Regions from separate parts of the Mus musculus genome. Here region 1 is linked to region 2. A link is a loop called in an ENCODE intact Hi-C map of the cell type or tissue named here. Cell type or tissue: left cerebral cortex. All regions are shown on one strand. Each heading gives the region's core, and the rest is flanking DNA. Links, peaks and the distances in the headings are about the cores only. Region 1 has its middle 92 kb from the start of Gm35542. Region 2 has its middle 18 kb from the start of Gm26331.

Region 1 (5,377 bases), core at 191-5,190, 260 kb after region 2:
AGTTGTACAAATGGGGAAAAAGAATCACTGGTGTGGTAAAGCCATTGTTCCAATGACATGATGGTAGGAGCAGATTTGGGGCCAGGGGTTGGGGAGATATGCCTTCAGAGTTTGCCACCTGTTTACAAGGGTACTGTGCACCTGCTGTGGACGACCCACACCAAAACACCCAAATGAGAAGATACAGGGCTTCACACTAAGGGCCACTAGTGCTTGGTCTCTTCCATTACCTTGTATTTAGTGGTCACTGCGAGACAGAATTTCAGTCTCTTGACCATCTTGCCTTTCCCTTAAGGCGACTAAGTATGTGTCCTTCCCCAGCATTCTGAGACACATGGGTTAGACACCATAATCTTATGTTAGGAACATGCCTAAAATGAAGTTTAAAAATTAGCTTGGCAGAAAGCAGTAATAACTGAGATCTGTTCATTTAGAAGACTAACAGGCAGACCAGACCCTGCAAAAACACTGAGATTCGTTATCCGTGGTAAATATTTGTTTAGGCAAATTTTGAATCGAAGATGGCTTGATTGATAGATAATTGTTTTCAATGTCAGCTAAATATGCTCAGCTGTCACTGCCAACCCAGAGATTGATGTGTTATCTCTTAATGTTTTCTTTCCCTCCCCTACCCCACCAAAAAAATAAAAGAGAGAGAGAGAGAGACTCTCTTTTCTTCCATCAAATCTTAAGCTAATTTATTTACTAGGGAAAAAGGAAAGGAAAAAAAATTTTGGCTTTTTTTTTTTTCCGAGACAGGGTTTCTCTGTGTAGCCCTGGCTGACCTGTAACTCACTCTGTAGACCAGGCTGGCCTCAAACTCAGAAATCCGCCTGCCTCTGCCTCCCAAGTGCTGGGATTAAAGGTGTGCGCCACCACGCCCGGCCTGGCACTTTTCTTTATTCAAAGAACAAACATTGTTAGGAGCCCTGAGGAGGGTTGTGTTGTGGACTGGGTCTCTTGAGAACCCTGTAAGGGCTTAGAGGATTGGCAGGATATTCTGCTCTGTAAACCCAACGACAGCCACACCCATGCTTCGTTCCAGCACCTGCACTTTTTCTCTTCCCAAACAACCTGCCTGCCCATTGGTCAAGCAAGACAATCAAGGCTCTTGTTGTCCATAGGTCTTCGAAATTGTAAAAGATCCTACAATATATACATTCATGTGGCCACCAGGACAGAAGGCCGAAGAGATCAAGGCTGGAACACTTATGTGAAGAACGCCTCTGGAAGCTAGTCTTTTAAGGTTATGTTGACTTTTAATAAGAGAACAGGAAGCACAGGGGACCACTGCTTCTCCACGAGGGACAGCGACAGCATATTAAGAGATGGGCAAGCATGGCAGGCTGGGCACTTTAGACCTGCTTCCTGGATTCTCCCAGCTCTCTGGCCAACAGGCTTCGTTCATGGATAATAAATATTTATCCTGTGGTCGATTGGCACAGTGATCTCTAGTTCCCTTTATTTCTCCATCCTAGGGAAGTTAGTGGCCATAATGAACAGGGTGCAGGAAGCTAGGTTCTTCTAAAGATAATTTGTTCAAACAGTTGCCCTGTTTTTGTTTTTGTTTTTGTTTTCTTAAACAATAAATTTCAAAATCTATTGTTATAGAGTCATTGCTCATCAAAATTCTTTTTAAAAGTCAAAGCAATTTAAAAATTATAAAGAACTTCTCGGACGTGTCTAGATAAGTATGAGGCTGTGTTTTTATATAACCCTCAGACATCAGGAAGCTGCAAGGCCTGAGATAGGCTTGAGGTAAAGATTCTATCGGCTATGTCCACTAGCAAACATGGGATGGACTGCATCATATAGCATATCTGCTGAAGCAAGGGCAAAAGTGTGGAAATTACCTTCCAAGTGTGCAAACTATACGGCCAGGAAGCTACAAGTGTTGGAATCTTTATGTTGGAGCCAAAAAGTCTACTGATTGTGCTCATGAGTAAAGTACCATGTGATTCATTTTATACAGACAGCATTCCTTAGGCTGCACACACAGGCTTGTGGAAATGACCTGTTAGCTTCTTACAGCACCAGCTCTTTGAGACACAGCACGCGTTCTTCTCTCTGCTGAGGTTTAGAGACTACTGAAACTGCATAAAAGATGGTTAAATGCACGGATGGGCAGATGAGCCCGTGACTTCACCTACCCGTCCTCTCTTGAGAAGATAGGGTGATTCAAGGCCACTGAAGAGATTCTCTGGAAAGACTCTTGACATTGGTGGACATCATCCTCTGGGGGAAGATCATTCTAGAATATTCCCTAAATCTTTCATCAGAGCTAAAGTTGCACCACAATTTCATCTTGTTTCACAGAAGCTATGGTAGCTGTGGTAATGAACAACCATGGTCCTGGTTGTATTATGAAAGAGGATGAGACAGGAGGGTCACAAGTCCAGAAAACCCTAGGAAACAAAATAAAACCTTGTCTCAAAAAAAAATAGGCTAAATATGTAAAATAAAATTGTAATTCTCAAATATCCACAAGAAACCTGGGTATCTGTAGATTTCCCTCAAAAATGTAGAGATCAGTTTTTGAATGGATTTTAGTTTGGAATGTTAACATTCTGGGACTTCTGGAAACTTCCAAGGGGCTGGTGGTCTTCTAATCGCTGTTTCCCTGAGAGCCTTGGGAAGAGACCACACCTAACAGCAGAAAAAAAAAAAAACGGTCTGGTTTCCTTTAAACATTACCTCTCCCATCCCCATTCTCTATGCCACCCCCTCTCCCCACTCTGAGCTCCCCCCTCCAATACAGTTGGCGGCTGTGATCTGCTGCCTTTCAACATGGGATAAAATACATTACTTATGCAGAGAATGTTTTAATGTAACAAAGCAAAGGAATAAAAATGCCTTACAACAGTTTTATTAAAAACAAATTCCCACAGTAAATACATATACACTCTGGTTCTGGGAGCCAAACAACCAAGGACATCGCTGCTAAGTGCTCTGGGAAGTGCTTATAAATTACTTGAAATAAAAAACATTGTTGCCTGGACATCAGGGATGAAATGCTGCAGTTTGTAATAAATTAACAGAGAACTTTACTTCCCCTACTCGAACAAAGCAGCCATTTGTCTGAATAACCCACATTCAGCTGTGAGTTATATTTTCGCACTGCAACTGCATTCATTTGCAAATTATTCTGCAGTTTTAATGTTCAAGTTTTAAATACCTTGAGAACTGCTAAAGAAAGCAAAGTGGAGCAAACAGTTGGCTTGTAGTTGAAAAACTGCCCTTATTTCTGCTTGTCTTTTGGATTTTTCCCCCCTTTCCACATTTTTTTCCTGTTCTGTTAATATAAAGTTTCGTGAAAATACACTTTAAAAATAGAATGATACAATGTATTTGTGGGTATTAATCCGAGAAAGAAGTTTCCCTGGCAGGCTGATTTGAGTGATTTTAACCAGTACTCATTTTACATTTTTTAGACATTCTCTTCTATTAATACTTTAATTTAGTGACAGAATAATTTATAATCTATCTTTGAGGGTTTTCCCTATTGTTTATAACTTTTGTCTGCAAGTCTTAGATTCGGTTAGATTTTTTTCTTTCTCTCTCTCTTTCTCCTTCTACTTTGACCAGGAGAAAGAGAGAGAGAGGGAAAAAAATCTCAAAAGAAAAGTCACTTCACTTCCCTTGAATTATTTTGATTATGAAACAAAAACTCTGCAAGAAAACTCTTTTCACAACCTGTTCGGTACAAGAAAATGAACTGCTTCCCAGATCCCTGGAAGAAACTCTGATCGAAGCGTTTCCAGATTCAATCTGAGGTTTGAAGGTTATTTTCTGCGGGGGGGGGGGGGGGGTCCTGATGTCCTTGTGCCGATACTGGCTTTGGGCTTTGTTTGATTGTGTTGCGTTGTTTCAAACAAGGTCTTTCCTAGGCAACCCAGGGGATAAAAGTCTTGTCACCATTTCCAGGAAGAGATCTGAGGAGGGAAACTCTTCAGAGGCATGAAGCATGTTATTTTCTGAAAAGTGGCCCATAAAATATTTTTATAAAGTAGGAGTTGAAATCATTTAAAAAATCACTCTCTTTTATAAATCTGCTTAGAGAAAGCTCTTTTGATCCCTTCTTCCTTCTGATCCTCATCTTTTATTTTGCTTAGAGGTAAACATTTGCTTCATTTAAACAACAGCGCTTGCTATTGTGGGTCTTAAATCCTTCTCCAGCACCCTATGGCGATTCATCACGTGGGGGGAGACCAAGGGACTTTGCTTCCAAGACTTTTACCATCCCCAGAAATTGTTTGTTGGTTTTGCCTTGGTTCTTTTTTTTTAATCCCTCCCACCCTTACCCCCACTCTGTGCTGTGGGGGAGATTGTTTTTAGGACATTTCAAAGCCTTCTGTGACAAGGGAAGCAAAGTCCCTATACAGAGAATAAGAGATGCTAGATTACATGCCCTGCAAAATGGGAGATATTTCCAATTCCCTTTTAATTGAGATGTCTAAATACCCATTGCTTTAGAGAAGTCGATTTCCAAACAGTTTAAAATGAAGAATGCTGCATTTCAACGGATACCCTCCCTCTCTGGCCCTGGGGGAAGGGGACTGTCACCTGTGGAGCTGTGGGGAGAGGGGGACATTCACAATTTCAGATGTGTCAGGCACAGGAAGGGGCAGCTGCAGTATAGAGGTGGTCCTAGGATGTTTATGACAGCGTGGACTGTGGACAGGAGAAAACGGCTTCTCTGGTTAGCTGGGTCATGTGTACAAATGAGTACACCTCTTTTCTTTGTTTTGTTTTGTTTTGTTGTTTTGTTTTAAATGACTCGATAATGCCTGGTTGGTGCTATTTGATTCTCTGACCATCTAAGCCCGATTAAGAGCATTTTCTTAGGCCCTAAAGATGTCCTAGCTGGCCACCCATCTGGTGCTAGGCTCCCGTCCATGAAAATCCCCCAGCTTAGCCCTGAATATTCTTTCTAAAGACGGTTAAGTAAAAGGGCTGGCATTAGCATATGTTCCCCCCAAGTGTCCTGTTGAACTTTTTTGCTGGGCATTACCCTACCACGGGCTTTCTGGATGCTATCCAATGAGAGATTGGCTTGGAACTGTAAAATTAGCCATCTGCCTATTAAAAATGTAACCAGCTGCATCGGATGAAACACAGTGACTATTGAAATGAACTCATCCGGGAGAGAACTCTCGTCCCCTGCTTGGACATTTTTCCAATCTACTGCTGGACCGAGACACTCCAGCAAAGAGCCTTGCGACCTTGTTGAGAGGAAACCAGCCTGACTCTCACGAATGGAGAAGGCTTGTGAGTTTGTTTTGTTGCTAAAATCCTGGCATTTCTCAGGGCTGACTTGGACCTTTAAGTAGAGAATTCTCTGTTTTCCTCATACTTGCTTAAAGCACCTCTCTGTTCT
Region 2 (5,377 bases), core at 99-5,098:
GTGTAATGGAGTAAGGGATATGAACAGAATCTGGTCTTGGGAAACTAGGCCCAACGAACAGGAGGCTTTACAAAGGCAAGCCGTGTTCTCCAACCTTCTGGCTCCCTCTGTCCATTGTTATTTTCTCACAGAAGGTAGTTCAAGGCTGACATATACAGAGAGTCTGAAGGAAGACTGAATGAAGAAGGGGAGTGAGGGAGGCAGGCACACAATGTTAATCACCTCCCCCATGCCCTTGCTTGCCTCTCTTTCTGGTGTCTTAGAAAACTATGAGACTGTACTTCCTAGGTCTAAGCTATGTCTTCCTTCTTTTCAAGCTGGGGGATAAATTCTTGTATCTGATCTGGACCTAAAATGCTCGGTTTCCAAAAACCAGCTCCTTGCATTACCATTTGTTGGTGAAGTTCTACCTGGCACATAGCAGGAAAAACTGCACCCCAGTCCTCAGAGCCCTACTGACATCAGGGACAGTAGTCAAGCAGCCTCGGTTGCCCAAAGCAGTGGGCACTGAAATCACATTTGTATTTAAAATACACATACTAAAGAAGGAGAGTAAATGGTGCTGATGAGGGAAAGGCCAGCTTAGCCCACAGCACTGATGTCTGCAAGATTACAATGGCTGATGGGAGAGCTCCTGAGAAGCAGGGTCAGTGTCCTGGTACTTGAGCCAGACCACTGCCTCTGGGCCTAAATGGGTCATAGCAAGAAGAAGTTCCAGAATAATGGGCTGGGTCTTTAGTGCCACATCCCGAAGGCTCAGGCATGGCTCCCAACCAAAGGCTCTCCTATTCTTTTCAACCAAAGAAAAGGAGCAGGTTAAAAAAAAAAAAACTGTGATCCCTGCTGCATCTGAAAGCTGCAGTCTCATAGGGTTTGTCTATCAAGTGGCTCTAAACACTTGCATCACACAAAAAGACAAACCTTTAAACTGGAACAATGGTCACAGAAAGGAAAAGTTTGGGGCTCTTCCAAAAAAGACGAGGGTTTGCCATGTGACAATTCACAATGGTGAGGTTGCTTACAGGTGACTAGAGGGGTACTTACCAGTGAGTGCCATTTTACTTGATGGGTCTTGGTCCCCGGGATGACTCTGTAAGGCCGGGCGGCTCCATCACTGGGTTCCCTACCTTGTGGGCTGTCCTGGAGCAGAAGGGGTAATAAAGGTGACCAAGCCCCAGACTGAATTTAGAAACCTAATTTCTGCCTCTGCTGCCTTGACCTCACTGCGTAGCAGGGCAAATTACTTTGTCTCTGTCAACTTCAGTTCCCATCTAAAGACTTGTCCTAGAGGGCCCTGACAGAGCACTGAGGTGAGAAAAAACAAAAACAAAGGAGAAAGCAAGAGAGGGAGTGAGGAAGAAAGGGAGGGAGGAAGAGAGATGGAGGGAAGGAGGAGGGAGCAGAGGAAGGAAAGAAGCAAAAGGTAAACAAAGATAAGAGAGGGAGGGAGACAAGAGGAGGAAACAAACAAGGAGTGAGTGAGGGGGAGGAGAGAGGGAAAGAGGGAAGAGAGGGAGAGAGAGAGAGAGAGATGTACTGAGGAAAGATGGGTGGAAGAGAGGAGCATAGAGAGGGAAAGAGAAAGGGAAGAAAGGAGGAGGGAGGTAAAGAGAGGGAAGGGAACGAAGAAGGGAGGGAGGGAGAAAAACAGAAAGGAGGGACATTTTGTGGCAACAAAACACCTTTGCTTCTTATGGGCAATTCAAATTTGCTTGCTTGGCTTGTTTAATCCCGGTAAACATAGGCTTAAAGTCCTGCATTCCTTTCTAAAAATCTAACAGTTTGGGGAGAGGGGAAAGGGAGAGTAACTGGGGAGATTAGTCACTCCAGCTCCCACCCCCACCTCCACCCCCACCCCCTCCACCAGCTTGTCTTCTATGAGGCCCAGAGAAACCCCAAGCAGGCTAGGAGCAAGCGGCCCATGGAAGGTGGGAATGGAGCTGTGCCTGCCCTTGCTTCTAAGCCTGCTTTGTGTGCCTGGGGTGAGGTGGGAGAGAGTTGGACAAGAAGAAACTGCTAAGATTCGTGCCCGCATGAGGGTCTTAAAGAGCCATTGTGGATAAGGTGCTATTCACAGTCACTTCGGGGGTGGGAGTTGGGTCTTCCTTAAATGGCCTGTCTGCTGGTCCACATAGTCCAGTTATGAGTGCTGAGTCTATCTCAGATTCCGCCCTTGGGATGGAACACCGGGAGTTCGTGGACCTGATGAATAAAGGCAGCCTGGTGTCCCCTTTCCCCTTTAAAGCCAACAAGAAAGCAATGGCCTAGGTCCCAATGCTATCTCTGGGAACTGCTCAGCTTCTCCGGAGCACACAGTACGATGTGAAGACAGGCCTGCGGATACCTTGCTGACTGACAGAACGAAAGGGGAAAGGTACCCCTGTGTTTGTACACAAAGAAATCCTACTTCTTGAATGCTAGAAACCTGGGCCAAGATCTCTGGGGACCTTTTACAAACCTATCCATCTTCCCCGGTTTACACACTGAACAGGCCTTGAGAAACGGCTTCTCCTGCGCAGTTTTCTCTCTACACAGTGTCGCTTGCCTACTCTTTATGGTTTTGTGCAAACAGGGCTGGCCAGCAGCCCGAACCCCAAGCGGAAAAAGGTTCTGAGCCCTTTACACTTTACCTAGTATAGCCCTCTGCGACCGGGGCGATTTAGGTGACGCACCTGCTGCCAGCAGATGGCGCTGCGCCGCACGTTTTGATACTGGTGTGCTTGGATGGCACTCATGGAGGGGACCTCTCAAAGTTTTGAGTGTGTGTGTGTGTGTGTGTGTGTGTGTGTGTGTGTGTGTGTGTGTGTGTGTGTGTGTGTGTGTGTGTGTGTGTGTGTGTGTGTGTGCCATTCCTGGGCTGCAACAATGTTTGTGGAATTAAGCAGTGATTTCCTTTAGTCTGAGCCACTCGTCCTGGCTGTGTGTTAAGGCCTAAATAATAAAGTTTGCCATACAGTGTGTTTTTTCTTCCTAGTGAAACCAGGAGTTTCAAACACATATGATGTCCTCACCCTTACTGTGTGGTTGTCAGCTAGCACAGGTCTGCATTTTCTGATCAAATCACTTCTGCAGCTTCCATAGTAGCAGGCAACACGCTTTGGGAGACAAAGAAGTGCTGAAAGAAAAGAAAGTAAGTAAGATCACCTAAGATTTTCTTTCTAAACAAACAAGGGAGTCCTCCTCCCCCTCCTCCCTTCTGCCTCTTCTTCCTTTTATTATTATTATTATTATTATTATTATTATTATTATTATTATTATTACATTTTTATCCCCTCCTTCTCTTCTTCTCTTTTATTTTCTTTTTTAAAAACTGGGCTTAAAAAAGAAAGCCTGAATTGTTAGGAGTAATATCAATATCAAGCCATTTTCAGAGAGAGAGAGAGAGAGAAGACTTTGGCTGCTTGAAGATGGGGTTGCTTTTTGTGACCTCTGGAAACACATGGACTCAATGACCATAAATAAAAAACTTGTGGAGAAAATGTAGGGACGTGGGGGAGAAAGGTCCAGAGTTTAAGGACCAAGTCAAACTGCAATGGGGTAAGGCAGATAGGAGGAGCCACAAGGATGACTTCCCTCTGCCAAGGGCCTGCGTTGGTGAGGTTTCACTATGTATTTAATGTTGCCATAAAATTCGTCTTCTCGGAGTAAACAAGGCCAGTCTGCATGCAACTCCATCAAGACATACGCAGCGTTGTTTGGGATAATGGATTTGATGGGAGTGAAAACAGTGGGGATTAAATGGACCCAGAATGGATAAATATAACTAATTGTCATCCCTTTCTATCCACATAAACATCCCTAGCACTGCAGAAAGGGAAGAGGGGGGCACCCTGCAGATACTCCTCTTAACTGACTGATGGCGCTGGGGCGGACAGAGTTCTAAAGACTTTCCCTCTGCCCTCAGTGAATTCGGCTTTTATGACCCCCACCCCCACCCACCCCCAACTCTGCAGTGAACACAAGAGCTGTACAACCCTGTTCAGAATAACTTCAAACTTCGTTTTCAACAATGTGGCTGGAACTTTTGAAGCTTGCAGAAGAACTCAGCTACTTTACACACACACACACACACACACACACACACACACACACACACACACACACACACTCACACACAAGGCAAAGCCTGAAATCAAACTTTAGAATTTTAAAAAGTTTTCATCGAGGGATCTGATTACTGCATGTGTGCACAGAGAGGGATAATATTAATGATTGCAATGGACTCTTTCTCACTGCAAGATTCGCTGTTGATTTTGTTATTTTGTCGCCCCCCCCCACCTCCCCCCAGCTGAGGACAGAACCCAGGCCCCTGTGCTTGCTAGGAAAGCACTCTACCACTGAGCTGAATTCCCAACCCTCACTGCTGATTTTGTAAATCGAGAATTATTGCTGCAAGCTTAGACAGTGCCTAGACATATACCTCGCACTAAAATACATCTATTTAAAGAAAGAAACATTTACATAGCTTTAAAAAAAACCTGTCACTTGACGCGGTAACTCCATTTGCAATGATTCAATAAATATAGTGTTTAACATTTGAAATGTATTTAAATCTGTTTTCACTTCTTTTAAGCTAAAGTTCAAAGACATTTGCAACCGAATGTCATTTATTATCAAGGCATGCTATTCATACCCGAATAGTGTTAGTATAGAAAAATGAAACTTCGAGTCTGTGAGTCATAGCAGTGTCTAAGGCTTACTCAGTAAAGCCAGCATGGCAACCTCTATCTGTGATCTCCGGAAGCTGATTTTTTTTTTTGATAGAAACTTAGAGCTGTCTTTCAAACAGAATCATCTGAAATTTAAAATTAGCCAAGGATTACAGTTTGCAAGAAGGCGTGTCTCCACCCCCAGTGTGAACCAGTGTCGTCAAAGTGAAAGGGGGAAGAAGGAAGGAATGGAGAAGATGTGGTTGTTTTGACACAAGGGAGAAAAGCTTTAGTGCCGTTTCATTTTTAACTTCATTTCAAATTATCTCCCAACCACCCTGGTATTTCTGCATGGAGATAATCACATCTCATCAGCTTGCGCCAGACCCGGCAGCTACGCAGCCAAGAGCTAACGTGGCTTCTCAGATCCGACCACTGAACACAGCTACAGCTCCGCAGAAGAATGGTGGGAACTGGCATGGCTGGATGCCCACCAGCCCCTCCAATATTTTGATTTTGTTTTTCTTTCTCTGGGTAACGTTAATTGTCCACAAGGTGTGTGAGGATGCCTCCCCTGGGACAAACCCCCAGAAAGGGAAAACACGAGGTTAAGAATGCATCACAAATCTGCCCCAGGGATGATAAGGATTTAGACTTGTTGACTAGCTGTGCAAGAACGGCCAGCTCGTGGATTCATGCACAGAAAACTGAAGAAGGCTCTTCTTGAG

What was found. Hi-C counts contacts between places; a loop is a spot of excess contacts. Peaks named below come from ENCODE experiments on the same cell type or tissue, not always from the same donor. Only the 100,000 strongest peaks of a DNase experiment are listed, where the experiment ranks them.
Region 1: a loop joins it to region 2, with 2.1 times the contacts of the local background. A loop is called at or near these places in 3 of 42 quality-filtered maps.

Annotation. Positions count from the first base shown.
Region 1 is chr8:89,308,383-89,313,759 of GRCm38, reverse strand. No RefSeq gene overlaps it. Among named protein-coding and RNA genes, the nearest start is that of Gm35542, 92 kb to the right of the region's middle. In left cerebral cortex, for the core only: no CTCF peak of the experiment used is centred there; DNase peaks (open chromatin) are centred at 3,113 and 5,053.
Region 2 is chr8:89,569,318-89,574,694 of GRCm38, reverse strand. No RefSeq gene overlaps it. Among named protein-coding and RNA genes, the nearest start is that of Gm26331, 18 kb to the left of the region's middle. In left cerebral cortex, for the core only: a CTCF peak has its summit at 2,657 (motif pointing right); DNase peaks (open chromatin) are centred at 2,684 and 4,835.